Regions from separate parts of the Mus musculus genome. Here region 2 is linked to region 1. Evidence: chromatin loops called from intact Hi-C (ENCODE). Cell type or tissue: left cerebral cortex. All regions are shown on one strand.

The links. Peaks named below come from ENCODE experiments on the same cell type or tissue, not always from the same donor. Only the 100,000 strongest peaks of a DNase experiment are listed, where the experiment ranks them.
Region 2: it touches region 1 in a loop (2.0-fold over the local background); 3 of 42 quality-filtered maps call a loop at or near these places.

The regions. Positions count from the first base shown.
Region 1 is chr12:84,873,303-84,881,302 of GRCm38, reverse strand. It overlaps Ltbp2 (latent transforming growth factor beta binding protein 2), which reads left to right and starts at 4,812. Exons shown (of 36, transcript NM_001370743.1): 1 at 4,812-5,547. The coding sequence starts at 5,072. It overlaps D030025P21Rik (RIKEN cDNA D030025P21 gene), which reads right to left and starts at 5,501. Exons shown (of 1, transcript NR_028577.1): 1 at 1,548-5,501. In left cerebral cortex, CTCF peaks have their summits at 4,184, 4,383 and 7,669 (motif pointing left); DNase peaks (open chromatin) are centred at 1,031, 4,368 and 7,581.
Region 2 is chr12:84,650,793-84,658,792 of GRCm38, reverse strand. It overlaps Vrtn (vertebrae development associated), which reads right to left. Exons shown (of 2, transcript NM_001033776.2): 2 at 7,338-8,000. Among named protein-coding and RNA genes, the nearest start is that of Vrtn, 12 kb to the right of the region's middle. In left cerebral cortex, a CTCF peak has its summit at 4,689 (motif pointing left); DNase peaks (open chromatin) are centred at 1,049 and 4,687.

The DNA of each region.
Region 1 (8,000 bases):
ACTGGGCAGACAGGGTTCAGGGAACCAGAGTGTTCTGATCACCCCAGTTCTTCAGGTATTAAGTTGTGAGCTGGCAGGCACGAGGGAGGCACCAGCGATCCGTTAGTGGTCATAACCGTGGAGGTAGTTGTGATGGGAGCCCTGGGTTGAGGCAGGGTAGTGTGCGTTTGTGACTTAAAGCTTGGGCTTAGGTGAGCCAGGTTTGAATCTTGTATCTGTTATTTACTGTTTGTTGTGTGGTCCTGGGCAAGCCAGTAGCTGTTCCCAGACTCAGTGTTCTTCTTGGTGTTTGTGGAAGTCATGATTCCCTATTGCAGTGGTTCTCAACTTTCCTAATGCTGTGACCCCTTAATACAGCTCTTTATGTTGTGGTGACTCCCCCACCCCCATAATACAGTTGTGGTGACCCCCCCCACCCCCCACATACACTATAAAATGATTTTCATTGCTACCTCATGAGTGTAATTTTGCTACTGTTACAAATCAAAATGTATATATCTGTACTTTCCAATGGTTTGGGGGCGGGGGTGGGGATCCTGACCCATAGGCTGAGAACCACTGCCCTATAGGTCTGGTACATGAGTCATTTGCAGAGCACAGTTAACATAGTGCCTGGGCCGTACTAGGTGCCGTAAATTTTGGCAGCTTCAAACAGCAAAATGAAGTAAAAAATATCTATCAGGACTCAAGTGTTAATGGGAGAGGGGACTTTGAAATGCCATGCCATGAGATCCAAACAGTTGTGTGTGTGTGTGTGTGTGTGTGTGTGTGTGTGTGTGTGTGTGTGTGTGTTTTGGGGGCAGGGGGAGGAGGCATGGGATGGGATGGGAGGACGGTGCTCAGAAAAGTAGCAGATGCCAAGCTTTGGAGATTATCGGGGCTGTGGGCCCAGGAGAACAAGGTGGGGATTTCCAAGGACCACTCGTACTCACTGAGGAGTGGGAGGGGTGCCCGGCGGTGAGGGAAGCGCGTCTGCTGCGGCTTTTGGCTGAGGCAGTGAGAGGCTGAATGGGCGGCAGACTTCCAGAAATGCAGGCCGGGGAGACAGAGCAGTAATAATGACTTGGACACACAGGAGGAAAAAATAGCTCAGGGACAAGATGACGCCAAGGTTTCTGGCCTTGAGAAGCTCTTGGGGATATGAGGTGAGCATTGGGGATGGAGAGGAGGGCCCATGAAGGCACCAGGGCAGGTAGAACAGGAGGAAGGTCTGGACTGCAGAGATGGGCACCCATTGCAACCAGGAAGAGTCAGCACGGGCTGGCTGGCGATTGCTTCACTGTAAAGGGAGGAAATGAAGTGTTCTGGGGACGGAGGTGGCGTTCATCCCCAAGGACAGCAAGTATGAGAGTTTGGACCAGGAGTGGCCACCCAGAGCTCACATTTTCCTCTCTTCAAATGGGCTTAGCGATACCAGTTGCGCCTGGTTGATGGGGCACTCTGTCATTCATCCCAGAGCTGCCATCCAGGTGTCTCTTGACCACCCACCAGATTCTAGCCCTGTTGTATGTTCAGCTCAGTTAGAGATACAGTAGCTAGGGAAGTCAGACTGATGAGTAATTTTATAGATTGTGGAACAGGACTCTTTCTGTGGTTTTAGTGTGTCTGCTGAAGCTGGGCTGGGGAGATGGTTCAGTTGATGGGGTGCCTGCCTGCAAACACGAGGACCTAAGTTTGGTCCCCAGAACACAGGTTAAAATAAAATAAAATAAAATAAACCGAAAAACAAAAGAAAGAGAGAAAGAAGAAGAAGAAGGAAAAAAGAAATGAAAAACCAGGCATGAAAGCATGTGTCTGTTAATTCCAGCACTGGGAAGGCAGAGGCAGATAAATCTCCCGGGCTTCTTAAACAGCTAGTCTAGTGGAATCAGTAAGTCCCAGGCCAGTGAGAGATCTTGATGGATGACCACTGAGGAATGACACTCAAGGGTGACCTCAGGCTACCACACATGTATGCAACCCCACATGAACATGCACGCGCGCACACACACACAAACATACACTGTCCACTCAAGTGACAGAGCCTAGAACAACAGGGCCTTCTGAAGAGAAGTATAGGACACAGTTAAGTAGAACAGGTCTTTTACCAACTACCTTGGTTCCTGCCCATAGGTGAAAAAGATGGAGTTAGCCACTGGGGCAAGAACTCTCTGGTCAACTTAGAAGCCGGGGTTCAGGTTTCCCTGAGCCTGAGGACACTCCTAATGCAGGCCACCATCTGGCAGAAGAGGAGATGCTATGACTGCTGTCTTTTTTTCTGGTGCTCGGGCAATCGATGGCTATTACAGATCTCCCCACCACCACAGATGCCAAGACACAGTAAGAGAGTTCTTGGCAGCTACTAATGTGCATCTTTAGAAACTGAGCAAGAACACATATGAAGAAACTCACATGCACTTCCTGATGGAGAATTGTAACTGTGGAACTTTGCTAGAATAGTCTACATGGTAGGGAAGTTAAGTAGCCACCTTACCATTGCCTGGCCTGGCAGGGACTGGAATGTCTCTTGGGGCAAGGAATGCAGGATTGCCAAGAGGTTGGTCAAAGATGACTTTGCTATGACAGTTTGGGGTGGAACACACACACACACACACACACACACCCAAAGAACCCACACATGCCTATGAATGAGCTGACCAATGCTTGGGCATCAGCTAAATAAGACTTTGTTACTCCTTTTCTGACACTTCCTGTGGAAACATGACCCTGGAGAGCCAGAGCGTGAAAGGGGAGTCTGAAGAACAGATCCGACCCCACCCACCCCACTTTCCCCACTATAGGGCCTGCAGCTTTTTCATGAGGATACAGTGGGGAGAGGAAGAGGATTAAATTAGATATGATCGTGATGGAATTGAATAGCTTTCAACTCTTTAGCTTCTAAAGTTGATCTTAGTTACAAAGGCTACTTAGTTACTTAGTTCTTGTATCTGGTAGAAATTGGCAAGCCAAGGACCCTGTCTGACATGTATTAAGTAAAGAAGAATGGAGCTAAAGAGAGCTGGTGGTGAAGAGCACTTGCTGTCCCTAGAGGTCCCTAGTTCCCAGCCACCTTGGGTGGCTCACAATCACCTGTAAGTCCGGCTCCAGGAGATCCTGTGTAACTGGCTTCCAAAGGACCCTGCACTCGTGTGCACACACCCATATGTAGACATATACACACACCTACACATAGCTGAAAATAATTTTTTAAAATATGTTTTAAAAGAGGAGGGAAGAACTGGGAGGTGGCACCGTATGCCTTTAATCCCAGTACTCAGGGGACAGACAAATCTCTGAGCTGAAGGCCATCCTGTCTTACAAAGGAGACAGCCAGAGCTAAACAGAGAAACTCTGTCTTGAGAAAAACCAAAACCAAAGAATAACAACAAAAACCAAACCAACCCAAGACAACAACAAAGCCCCAGGAAATGATTTCCCCTTGTAAGTGGGCAAGCTTGGGTATTTCCTCACAGGAATGGGAAGCGGAAGAACACACATGGCCACTGTAGGGGCCGATGTTTGCTCTGTGAGGTGAAATGAAGAGGTAGTCCTGAAGACCTCTTGGAGATGAATACTCTAGGTAGAGAGATGAGCCGTCACAATGCATCAAACATTTGCCAAGCAGAGACTGTGAGGGTACTGTGTAATGAATACCGAGCAGGAGTAAGTTCAGATCGGTCAGAAAACCAGCCGGGCAGGGAGGACTCCGTAGGCCAGTGTCAAATATTGAGACTTTCTAATCCAGTTAGGTATTACTTAGGATTCTGGGAAGGGAGGGGCTGGTATGGGAAGTTGTAATTGGTGCCTTTACAGGCTCTTTTATCCTGTCTGCTTAGGAGCCAGTAGGCTGTGAAAACACTTTCAGGAAAACCATATATGCCTAGCCTTTTAGGCTTTGGGGCATGGGACACAGGGAAGAAGGTTAATTTAGGTGGGAGGCAACGGACATCCCTGTCCCCTTCAATACAAGAAGGTGTGAGAACCCGGCCCAGCAGGGCTCAAAGGCTCATGCAGCCCCTTGGGGAAATTCTCCAAGGAATGAGGGGCGGTGGTAGGAGTTCAAAGAGTGGACTGTGGGCCAGAGGCCACTAGCCTGGGTTTTATTTCCATCTTTAGCAATACTCTCCTTTAGTCACCTTATTCAAGAGGCTCCATGCCTACCTTTGTAAAAAGAGAACAACTCTTCCAGCGGGCATCCACCATCACCATAGGCCCAGGTCAAGGCTTGGCGCCACAGGAAGCAGATTAAGATCTAGGCTCTAAGCAGGTTGGCAGAGTGTGTCGCTACAAAACACGGTGGCCAAGGGTGTGACCAGCTCCACCAGGGGGCGCGCGCCCCAAGTTGCCCTTCCCCATAGGCAACCGGCTCTTGGGAGCTGCCCCAGGGACACCTGCATTCTCGCCTAGCGCCCCCAGCGGTCAGAGGTGGAAGCAACGAGACCAGGCGCGCATGCCTCGGGCTCGGTCCCCATTACTCCGGTCTGGGTACCTTCCCCAGCTTCCTTCAGGCCCGAGAAGCAGTTCATCTGGGTCCGTGAGGTCAGGAACAGAAAATACATCCAGGACAGGTGGACAACTTGAGTTTGCCCAGGACAGGAAAAAGGCAGCTCAGGTGCGCTGGTCCAGGCAGACGCCATCTGTCTTTCCAGTCCCCGGGTCTGCCCTGTCGCCCGCAGCTCCTCACGGGTTAATCCCCTCGCCGCCCGCTCGCTTCTCGGTGCCAAAGAGGGTGTTGCTGGAATTCTTGTCTCCCGTAATAAGGGGGCCGAGCTGTCCCTCCAAGGAGGGGGGCATGGCGTGGATAAAAGAGGCGAAAAAGCAGGGGGCGGTTTCCAAAAATAAAACCCTTCGGTTCCCCTTCAGACGGCGGCAGTGCGGGAGCGAAGGTGCGGCAGGCTCGGGCTCGGTGCGCAGCCCGGGCAGCTCACGCCATACAGCCCTTACCTAGGAACCCCTGGACCCCCAAACGGCTGTTTCAGAGGTCCCCTAGACGGGAAGGGGCAAGTCGCCAGGCGGGTCTGTGGAGCGAACGATGGAAAGCACCTCCCCGCGAGGTCTCCGGTGCCCACAGCTCTGCAGCCACTCTGGCGCCATGAGAGCGCCGACCACCGCTCGCTGCTCCGGATGCATCCGACGGGTGCGTTGGAGGGGCTTCCTGCCACTTGTCCTGGCTGTCTTGATGGGGACAAGTCATGCCCAACGGGATTCCATAGGGAGATACGAACCAGCTAGCAGGGATGCGAATCGGTTGTGGCACCCCGTGGGCAGCCACCCCGCAGCGGCTGCAGCCAAGGTGTACAGTCTGTTCCGAGAGCCTGACGCGCCGGTCCCCGGCTTGTCGCCCTCTGAGTGGAACCAGCCGGCCCAGGGGAACCCTGGGAGGCTCGCAGAGGCCGAGGCCAGGAGGCCACCCCGAACCCAGCAGCTGCGTCGAGTCCAGCCACCTGTCCAGACTCGGAGAAGCCATCCCCGGGGCCAGCAGCAGATAGCAGCCAGGGCTGCACCTTCTGTCGCGCGCCTGGAAACCCCTCAGCGACCCGCGGCTGCACGGCGAGGGCGGCTCACCGGGTGAGCACTGAAGAGGGGATAGGGCTGGGGGCGGGGTGGAGCAAAGGGATGCGGGTATCCCGGACAGTTACGCCTTCAGTGGAGTGCGGGTCCTGTCCCTTTGTCCTCAGTAACTACTAGAGAAACCGCTCCGAGGTTCCGAAACCGGGGCTCGGACCAGCTTTCAAAAAGTTATTTTGGGGAAAATAAATCTACTATCTGTTCCCTTGGACACCAGTTCTCCCAGAACCCCGACGTTAAGCTCGTGTGCGTTTCTCACTCATTCTGTGCTGGGCTAACGAGCTGCAGTGGCTGGGTGGGCGCTCTGGGTTCTTGAGGCCCAGAGAAGGATAAACTGGCTCCGGGCGCCAGTAGGTGGAGGATCTGGGCGGGGGGGGGGGGGGGGGAGTGGGGACATCAGGGCGCGAAGACAGACGCATCTCCAGGAACGGGCTGACAGCGAAGCAGGCGCGCCAAGACAAGTGTATAGTCCGGGCTCAGGTCTGCTGGGACACGCAGAGGACTTAGGCAAGGGTTTAGGAGCTCTGTGAAAGAGAAGGCTGCCCTGACCTGTGCGAGGGACTGGGTCTGTGTTCCAGGAAGTCTAGATGTCAGCGTTGTTTGCACATTTTGAAAAGCCACGCCTCGCTCCAACTCTTCAACTTATTATTTTGCACCACTCGCTGCGGGTTCTGGACTCTGTTATCACAGGAGGTCCCCTCCCCGCCCCAACAACGCCTTGCCCAGGATTTAATGAGTTGGGGACCTCTCCTGAGTACCCAGGTGTCTCTGGAGTGAAGGCACAGGAGCCTGGCAATGCCAGACTGGGCAAGGTGCAATTGATTAGTCTAGGAGGGGCTTTGGCAGCCCTTGGCCTGAGCCTGGTTTATCTGTCCGTTGTAGTTCCAGGTAGCATTCCCGTTGCTTGTACGCCTAGTCCCACTACAGAGGATCTTCTGCCTCCTGCTCTGCACACATACTCTTCTCTTGCCTGCAACGGTCTTCTGTATCTTAGCAAAGTTCACCGTGTCTCATCCCTTCTGTGCCCTCATCCAGCTTTATGCTTTCTTATAGCATTTATTCCCCCCTCACGTATTTCTATTTCTATGTATGTGTTCAAACTTATACAAGTTCTGCTTAAGCAGGGTTTTGTTAGCTTTCATGTTCCCAGCAGATCAGTGCCTGCACGTAGCTGGCCCTCTCTGCGTCTAAATGAATTCCCTACTAACCTTTGGAGGCCTAGCCTAAAGTCTGCAGGGCATAGAGCTGAGTGCTGCCAAGTGGCTCCAGCGTAAGACCATTCAAGGAGAGTTAGCAGGACACCTGCCCCGTTTCAGCTTTCCCCTCTATTCTGACTTGTGCAGGCAACTGCATGATTACATGTGCTGAGCATGGGAGAGGGCTCGGGGACCCACAGAATACAAAACCTGCTGGAGGGCAAGCCAATGTCTTAAAATCAAGTTGGAGGCACGAGCAGTATGTGCTGGTGAATGTGTTTCTAAAAGCACAGGACAATTCTGTCAAGGGCAATGGAGCAGTACAATATAGTGAAGATGGTCAGGGAAGAGACACTGACCTGGGGCCCTAGAGCATAGACGAGGAAGGAGAGGGCCAGAGTGGCACATCTGGAGATGAGGCTGCCATGCAGGCTTAACTCAGAACTAGGGCTTTTCACCATAAGCTTTTGCCCCTGGTATAGGGGAGCCGGGGGCTGAGGCTGAGATGAAGTCTGGCTGTCATAGGGAGGGGATGGTTATGCTGCAGGCTTGTGTGTGCTTGTGTGTGTGTGTGTGTGTGTGTGTGTGTGTGTGTGTGTGTGTGTGCGCGCGCATGCATGCGCATTGCAAGGTGCTGTTAGAAGTCAGAAAGTGAAGCAAAGCAGACTGTCACTAGGACAAAGCTGACAGCAATGACCAGGTGTGAAGTTATGGGCACCTGCTAGATACACAGATGTATACCTGTGCTGGAGTTGGAGCCTCAGTTTTGTCTCCTGAAGCTTTGGTAGATAGATGTTGAGTTCTTCTGTCATCCCATTCATCTCTTGGGAAGGGGTCCCAAGACAAAATTATTCCTTAACTTCCTCAATCCAGGTCGATTCTGGCCGTCGTGTGCAGGTCAGATCTAGGGATCAAGTGCCATCTGCTGGTAGAATGTAGAACTACAGTTGCTAATTGAGGTTTTTTTTTGTTTTTGGTTTTGGTTTGAGTTTTTTTTTTGGTTTTGTGTGTGTGTGTGTGTGTGTGTGTGTGTGTGTGTGTGTTGTTCTGTTCTGTTTTGTGGAACCCCTTTAATATGCACTATTATGAAAACCCTGGGAATATAGCAGTAGATAAAATAGACAAACTGCCAGGTGGTGGTGATGCACGCCTTTAATCTCAGCATTCTGAAGGCAGAGGCAGGCAGATCTCTGAGTTTTAGAGTAGTCTGGTCTACAGAGCCAGTTCTATGATACCGAGAGCTACACAGAGAAACCC
Region 2 (8,000 bases), 220 kb after region 1:
CGTGAATGCTAAGCTAGCACCCCACCGGTGAACTGAGCTACCTGCCTGGTGCCCTAACACTATCAGGAGGCGTGGCCTTGTTAGAAGAAATGCCTAATGGGGTGGGCTTTGAAGTCTCAGAGCCTCAAGCCAGGCTACTTACTGCCTCACTGTCTCTTCCTGCTCCTTTATGGATCTAGGTGTAGAGCTCTCAGCTGCCTCTCCAGCACCATGTCTGCTTGCATACCGCCATGCTTCCCACCATGATGACAAGGGACTATACGCCAGCCCCAGTCAAATGTTTTCCTTTATAATCATTGCTGTGGTCACGGTGTCTCTTCCCAGCAATACAACCCTAGCTAAGACGGTGACCCTAGCTGTAATGAACGAAATGGTTAATAACCCACAAATAGCAGCCTCCTTCCTGTCCTCAGGGAGCTGAGCTCTGCAGATCAGTGCAAACCCACTGCACTTGCCATGCCCCCAATTCTGACTTCTGCCCAAATCAGGAAACCTAGACATTACCAACATTCGCAAGCCACAGAAGATGGGGGCCCAACTCCCAGCCAGGTTGGCTCTGGGGCTTGGAGACCATTGCTTTCTTTCCAGGGTCTCGCTCATGACCCCCACAGTTTGACTTTTCTTCCTCCCAGCCCCCGCCCCAATACCAAGGACCAATGTCTGGAATTGCAGTTGAGGCACTGTGGAAGACCTCGGTGTGTGGCCTTGCCACCCTCTGCGACTCCAGTGGGCACCCCTAGACAGAAAGCGATGATTTTCTGAGTCAGCATCTCCTGCTGGGTTTCCTAGCTGCCTTCTGAGCCCCCAGCACTCTCTGCTCAGCACAGAGGCACTGGCGAGTTAAGCGGATTTCATGCTATTTTCAAAGTCATCTTCCGTGGAAAAATTTTTTACACCATTAAACCTACTTTCTGCTGCTCTTCATTTCCCTAAAAGCCCCACTCTTCTTCCATGAGGTAAATAGCAATTGGAACACTTAGGAACCTGCTAGAAACATCCTGTAGGTAACCCTGATGTGGGTAGCTGGGGAGAAGGTTCCAGTGAGAAGTAGGGCAGACAGCCCACGACTGTAGCAGGCTCTCTGCATGCGCTAAGCCTTGCTTCTTGGCTTCCTGATCCCTCCTAAAGACTTCTATGCCAGAGCTGTCCCTCAGATTAGCAGCCTGCTAAGGACTCAGCAAACTGAAGTCAATCTTTTGAGGAGTCTGAGCTTAGTCCTCTACCACTGAACAACACACTCCAGTGCCCCCCTCCCCCACTGCCTCCTAAGCAATTTCAGATTGGATGGTCAGGATGAGCCCAGATGCCATGCAAAGCCAGCATGAGCTTCCTGGTGCACCCCACTCTGTGTGGACCGCCAACCACAGCAGCCTCGCTGCCAACAGAAGCCTTGGAGAAGTCGAAGCCCAGTGACTCTCCTTAGCATCTGGCTATCAGACTTCCCCGGGCGAGAATGTAGATTTCCCAGCTCCTTCCGAAGTGAGACTGGCCTGCACCTCAGTCACAGATGATAGAACCTGGCAGGATGGCCGGGGGCCACAGGCGTGACCTGGTACGAGGGCTTTGCTCAGTGGAGAGGGCAGGGATGGACTAAGGGAAGGATTCTCTGTGACAGACCAGCAGCCTGCAGTCTTGCAAAGCCCGAGATGTTCCCACAGATCTGATGTCGTGGAGAAGTGGAATATGCTGGGTTAACTGCGCCAGCTTACAGCTGGATGCTATAGAAAGCAGGTTACCCAGAGAAGAGTTAGTGGGGCCTGGGAGAGTGAACCCTGAGTGGCTGCAGGTGAGGTTAAAACACTACTGAGGGCTATTTGGGAAGTAAGGTGGAGGACGGTGGCTCAGTAAGGGGACTTGCTGTTAGACTGGAGGACCTGAGTCTGACCCCTCACTCACCCGGGAGCCCGAGAACCACCATTAATCCAGGGGCACTTGAGTACTCCATAGAAACGAACTCCCGAGAAAGGCTTTCTTGGTTTTGTTTGTTTGTTGCTTGTTTTTTGAGATGGGGTATCCTCGTCTTTGTAGCCCAGGCTGGCCTCCTCCTCAGCTTCCCATAGACTGAGATTACAGTCACATCCCACCACACCCGGCTCATTCTCAAGGAACATTCAGCATCAAATCAGGTGTCACTATAGCCGAAATGATTTCCATAAAAAAAAAAAGTGAGAGATTCCCTCAGTGGGAACTGCGGAAATAAAAGGGAAAACTAATGTTTCTTTAGCCTGGTTTTTAATTTTTTTAAAGATTACACTTGTCTATCGTTTGTTTACTAGTTAGTGTGTTTGTAGGTGTGTGCCACAGTGTGCATGTAGAGACCAGAAGACAACTTGCAGGAGTCAGTTCTATCCATCTGCTGGGTCTCAGGGATCAGACTCAGGCCCTCCAGTTTAACAGCAAGTCCCCTTACTGAGCCATTTCATATGACCGAGGGTGAGAGTTAATTCAGACAGGGCCTCAGTACATAGCTCTGACTGGCCTACAACTTGAAGGTTGGCCTCAAACCCAGATCCCCCTGCCGCTGCCTCCGGAGTGCTGGGGTTCATGATGTACATCACTACCACATCCAGCCTCCTAGAGTAAAACTTTTATATTTAAAATAGTCCTGCCGGGCAGGGGTGGTGCACGCCTTTAATCCCAGCACTTGGGAGGCAGAGGCAGGCAGATTTCTGAGTTCGAGGCCAGCCTGGTCTACAGAGTGAGTTCCAGGACAGCCAGGGCTATACAGAGAAACCCTGTCTCGAAAAACCAAAAAATTAAAATAAAATAAAATAAAATATTCTCTCTGGGTGACTGGAGAAGTGGCTCAACAGTTAAAAGCACTGCTAAGCCAGGCAATGGTGGTGCGCACATTTAATCCCAGCTCTTGGGAATCAGAGGCAGGCAGATCTCTGAGCTCAAGGTCAGGTGGTGTAAAGAGCAAGTTCCAGGAGAGCAAGGACTACACAGAGAAACCCTGTCTTGAAACAAAGAAAAAGAGCACGGGCTACTTTGCCAAAGGATGAGGCTTCATTTCTCAACATTTCATGACGGTTCACAACTGTCTAGAACTCTAGCCTAAGAGGATACACACCCTCTTCTGGCCTCTGCAGGGACCAGGCACACATGTGGTACACAAACACGCATGCAGACAAAAATGCCCAAACACATAAAATAATAAATTTAAATAAAATAAAACCTTCCCTTAGAGCCACACAGAATGTCACCAAGGGGATAAAACTAAATTCCCACATTGTTTTCCTCTTGGTACACCTTGCTGCGCTGGACTTTCTTCCCAGAGGTATCCACGGTAGAAAGTGGCATCAAAAGAACACAAATAGGGCTGGAGAGATGGCTCAGTGGTTAAGAGCACTGGCCACTCTTCCAGAGGTCCTGAGTTCAATTCCCAGCAACCACATGGGGGCTCACAACCACCTGTAATGAGATCCATATGCCCTCTTCTGGTGTGTCTGAAGACAGCGCTAGTGTACTCATAGACATGAAATAAATAATTCTTTAAAACACACACACAAGCCGGGTGGTGATGGTGCACACCTTTAATCCCAGCACTCGGGAGGCAGAGGCAGGTGGATTTCTGAGTTTGAGGCCAGCCTGGTCTACAGAGTGAGTTCCAGGAAAGCCAGGGCTATACAGAGAAACCCTGTCTTGGGAAAACAAACAAACAAACAAAAAAACACACACACACAATTTCAACAAGTGTCAACTTCAAAACCAGCATGAAACTGGGCATGGTGGCCCCCACCTTTACACCTTTAACCCCAGCACTCAGGGAGGCAGAGGCAGGCGGATCTCTGTGAGTTCGAGGCCAGCCTGGTATACAGAGCAAGTTCCAGGATAGGCAGAGCTACATAGTGAGACCTCAGCATGAAGCATCATTGACGAGTATGAACACAACTTAGGTTCCTTGGCCTTTGTAGGCAGATTATAAAGGAAACAACTCTTCTAAATAACAACAACACTGGACACCCACACCCACGCACACACATGCACACACACAATCATTTTTCAATGATACGAACACATCTTCCCCAACAGAAGCTAAAATTTCTGCTGCAGGTTTAGGGCTTCATGGTGATCTCGGATGTCATCATCTTCCCAGCTCAGGACCAGAGCATAGAACATGTTTTACTGGAGAGTAACCCTGAACAAGCCTCTCTTTAGGTATTAGCCCACCCTCCATTCAAGCAGAAATCAGACCGAGGGTCCACCATCACACTCACTCGCCTAAGCCTTACTATGGGAAGACGGGTGCCCACCACACCACCATGGGCACAACCGTGATCTTGCCTTCACATGGGAAAAAGGAGGCACACGAATATCTAAGGTGGGAATTGCTATCTGGATGAGACCCTGGAATCCACATTCCTGACACGTCCTCCCCCTAGGCAGTAGTCTGTAGATGTATTTTGTTTTTGCAGTACCAGAAACTGAACCCAGGGCATCACCCATAGTGGGCAAATGTTTATCCATTGAGCTCATCCAAACCCCCAGGATGGTTGCTAGGTCCCACTAAGAGACTCTGCTTCCCAGCCTAGGAAGGCATGTTCTGGTGCTGAGTATAAGGAACTGTACTTTCTGTCAGAGTTCTCAGGAGAGACCCTGGGACTCCCTCATGGCCCAAATGGAAAGGAATCGGAACCTAGCTCCCACCCAATGGTAGTGTCTCTCATTGTACTGGACTGCCACCTGCTGGCCAGAAGTTGCCACTGCAAGTTAGGTTGAAATCCCCTAGTCCGATTCCTTCACCCAAATTCTTACAGGTGCAGCGGAGACCCCAGACCAGAGCATAAGCATGTGAGCCCTATGGAAAGGGAGGGAAGCATACAGGAGAAAGAAAGGTCTGTGTGATGGGTACAACATGAGAATCAGAGAGAAGCTCAGCGGTAGGTAGGAGCTAGACTGGGTGAGCCTCACTACTTTGGAATTTGTGCTGAGGGCAATGGGAAAGCCAGCAGGGAATCCGATTCAGGGAAGAGGACTCAGGACCCTGTCAAGAAGCAGCAATAGATTGAGTAGAGGCAGAGTCGACTTGAATAATTCTTATCGAAGATAAGCTGCTGTTGGCACAGATTACAGGGTAGCTATGAAGACAGAGGGGGATATTGGCCTTTGAGGAATATTTAAGACCACTGTTGATTAGGTTTGCAGAACTGGAGCTCACAGGTTTAACACTAAGACAGAATTAAAGCATCGTCCCATTCTCTTTTCCATATCAGCACCTACTGTGTGCCTAAAATTAATCTATCATCTAAGGGTGCTGTAAGCAAAAGAAAAAAAAGAAAAAAACCCTGTTTTTCAAACAGTCTGCATGCAACCAAACAAGAAAGCAACAAATAGAAACAAGAACCTACTAGAGAATTCAAAAGGGTAACGTAATAGGGACTCAGAGGTCCGATGTTTGCTGCATAGACAACAGGGAAAAGCATTGGAATCGGCTATGGGAATGAACACCTGTTATCCCAGCCCCCAGGAGGCTGAAGCATGACCATCCTATGTTCATGGGCTACACACTAAAACCTGTGTTCAAAAGGAGAGAGAAGCCAGGCAGTGGTGGCGTACACCTTAGATCCCAGCACTCTGGTGGCAGAGACAGTTGGATCTGAGTTTGAGACCAGCCTGGTCTACAGAGCAAGTTCCGGGACTACCAGAGCTACACAGAGAAACCCCATCTCAAAGATGGTTTCTCTGACACAGAGAAAGTCAGGCTTCATGACTTTTGTGTTTTATAAAACCATAAGAAAAGGAGTACATTTGGTGAACGTGCAGTCAGGTGTTGGGGAAGGAGGTGCCTCTGTGGGCCAGTGCTGAGGCAACCTCCCCTCTAAGGGACAAGCCACAAGGTGGGATAGTATAGAGTTTATTCAGGGCATGAGGAGGGGAGTTGAGAGGGTAGTAGAGACAGAGAAAGGCAGAGAGAGAGGAGTAGAGGCTGGCCATGAGCACGTGAATGGGGAGGGGGGAGAGGAACTTAGAGAGCTGGTAAGGGGCTAGAGGACAGAGCAGGAGCAAGAGAGGAGGGGCCAAGCAGCCCCTTTTATAGTGAATCAGGCATGCCTGGCTGTTGCCAGATAACTGCGGGGCGGAGCCCAGACAATGATGCATAACTTTAATCCAGCACCCCCAAGGCAGAAGTAGGCAGATCTATCATCTAAGGGTGCTGTAAGCAAAAGATGTCAACCTGGTCTACACAGTTCCAGGCCAGCCAGAGCTGTGTAGTGAGACCCTGTATAAAATTAATTTTAAAAGGAAAGGGGAAAGATAAGAAAATGAGAGTACTAAACAAAGAGGGAGAAAGAACGGTGTCTTAGACCAAAGTAGCAAGTGTGTGTAATTCCTGAGCAGAAGGGACGTTCAGGGTCGGAGGCAGCCAATGTGGCTGAAGCATGGTGGGCAAGCACAGCAGAGGGAGAGTGAGGTGGGGCCACTTCACAGGGCCCTTTTGCTTTTGTTTCGTTTTGCAAGACAGGGGTTTCTCTGAACAGCCTTGGCTGTCCGGGAACTCTGTAAACCATGCTGATCTTGAACTCAGAGATCCACCTGCCTTTTTCTCCCATGCCCGGCCACACACAGCCCTTAAGAAAGAGACTCTGTGATTAAAAGGCAGCCGCAGACACATTTAAAGCAGGAAAGTGACAGGGTCCAATATCATCTAAATCCAGCTGGAGGCTGAGCCAAATGGAGGAGGCAAGGAGGGAGCTGTGAGGTGGGACAGCAGTCCAAGGTCAACCTAAAGTTAAAGGGGCCTGGGAATGTCACTTAGTGATGGACCATGTGACCAGTATACACAGGACCCTGGATTCCATGCCCCCAGCACCTCCTAGGCAACCAGACTTGGTGATGGAATAGACGTGGGATAAGCAAAAGGCAGAACTCGGGACCATAAAAATGTTGGCTACAGGGCTCAGCGGTTAAAAGCACTGACTGCTCTTCCAGAAGTCCTGAGTTCCAATTCCCAGCAACCACATGGTGGCTCACAACCATCCGATGCCCTCTTCTGGTGTGTCTAAAGACAGCTACAGTGCACTCATATAAATGAAATAAATCTTAAAAAAAAAAAAAAAAAAAAAAAAAAAAAAAGTCGGCTACAGGAAACCAAGACAGGAGACCAGACCTAAGCGCATCTCTCCCCCGTTGATGCTTCATCTCAATAGACAACGGCCGTTATCTGCACCTGGGCCTAGCCAGACCCGTAAGTTCAGAATAGAGTCCCACCAGGTAAACCCTGGTCCCAAGCATGTATTATCAGAAGACAGAAATGTTCTCCCAAGCCCCTTAAACTAAAGGGAGGCCTAGAACACAGTCCTATCTTAGCCAAACAAATCCCGGAGGCCACAGGCTGTGTGAGGACAAAATTTCACTTTATTTTCTTTGGGTTTCCAACTGTGTGGCTAGACAATGAAAAAAAAAAATCAATTCCCCACCAGCCTTGTAACCTTGTAGCTCCTTGCCCAAAATGTGCCTTGGCGTCTGAGGCGGCTCAGCAGGTCCCCAAGAGCAGCCAGGCTGGCAGACGCCTGACCTGAAGAGATCCCCCCCAGCCCCCAGCAGAGGAAGCAGGAAGCTCTCTTTGGGGTCTCCAGTGCCTAGGGGCCTTCCCTGGCTTAGAGATCACTGTCGTGTGTTCTGTGAAGCTCAGTCCTTCTCCACCGAGGGTTTGAGGAAGCAGCCACACAGCTGCCTCAGGCTCAGTCCCCATATTCCTTTGGAAGACATCTTTGAGGGGGGGAAAAAAAAGATACAACCCTTAAAAAGAAAAGGCACATATATTTATTCTGACAGGAAATAATGGTCACGCTGTGATACTTTCCTTGTGGGCCCAGGAAAAGCTGAAAGCAGCCATGTCACAATCATGACAGAGCTTTAACACTGACGAGGGGCGGAGGGGGTCCTGCCAACCCAAATTAATGGAAAAAGCAAAATGAAACACAACAAAAACCTATGACCCAGCCAACAACCAAAGAGACAACTGGCCCTCCTGTAGCTTTTGTCAGAGCGAGCGG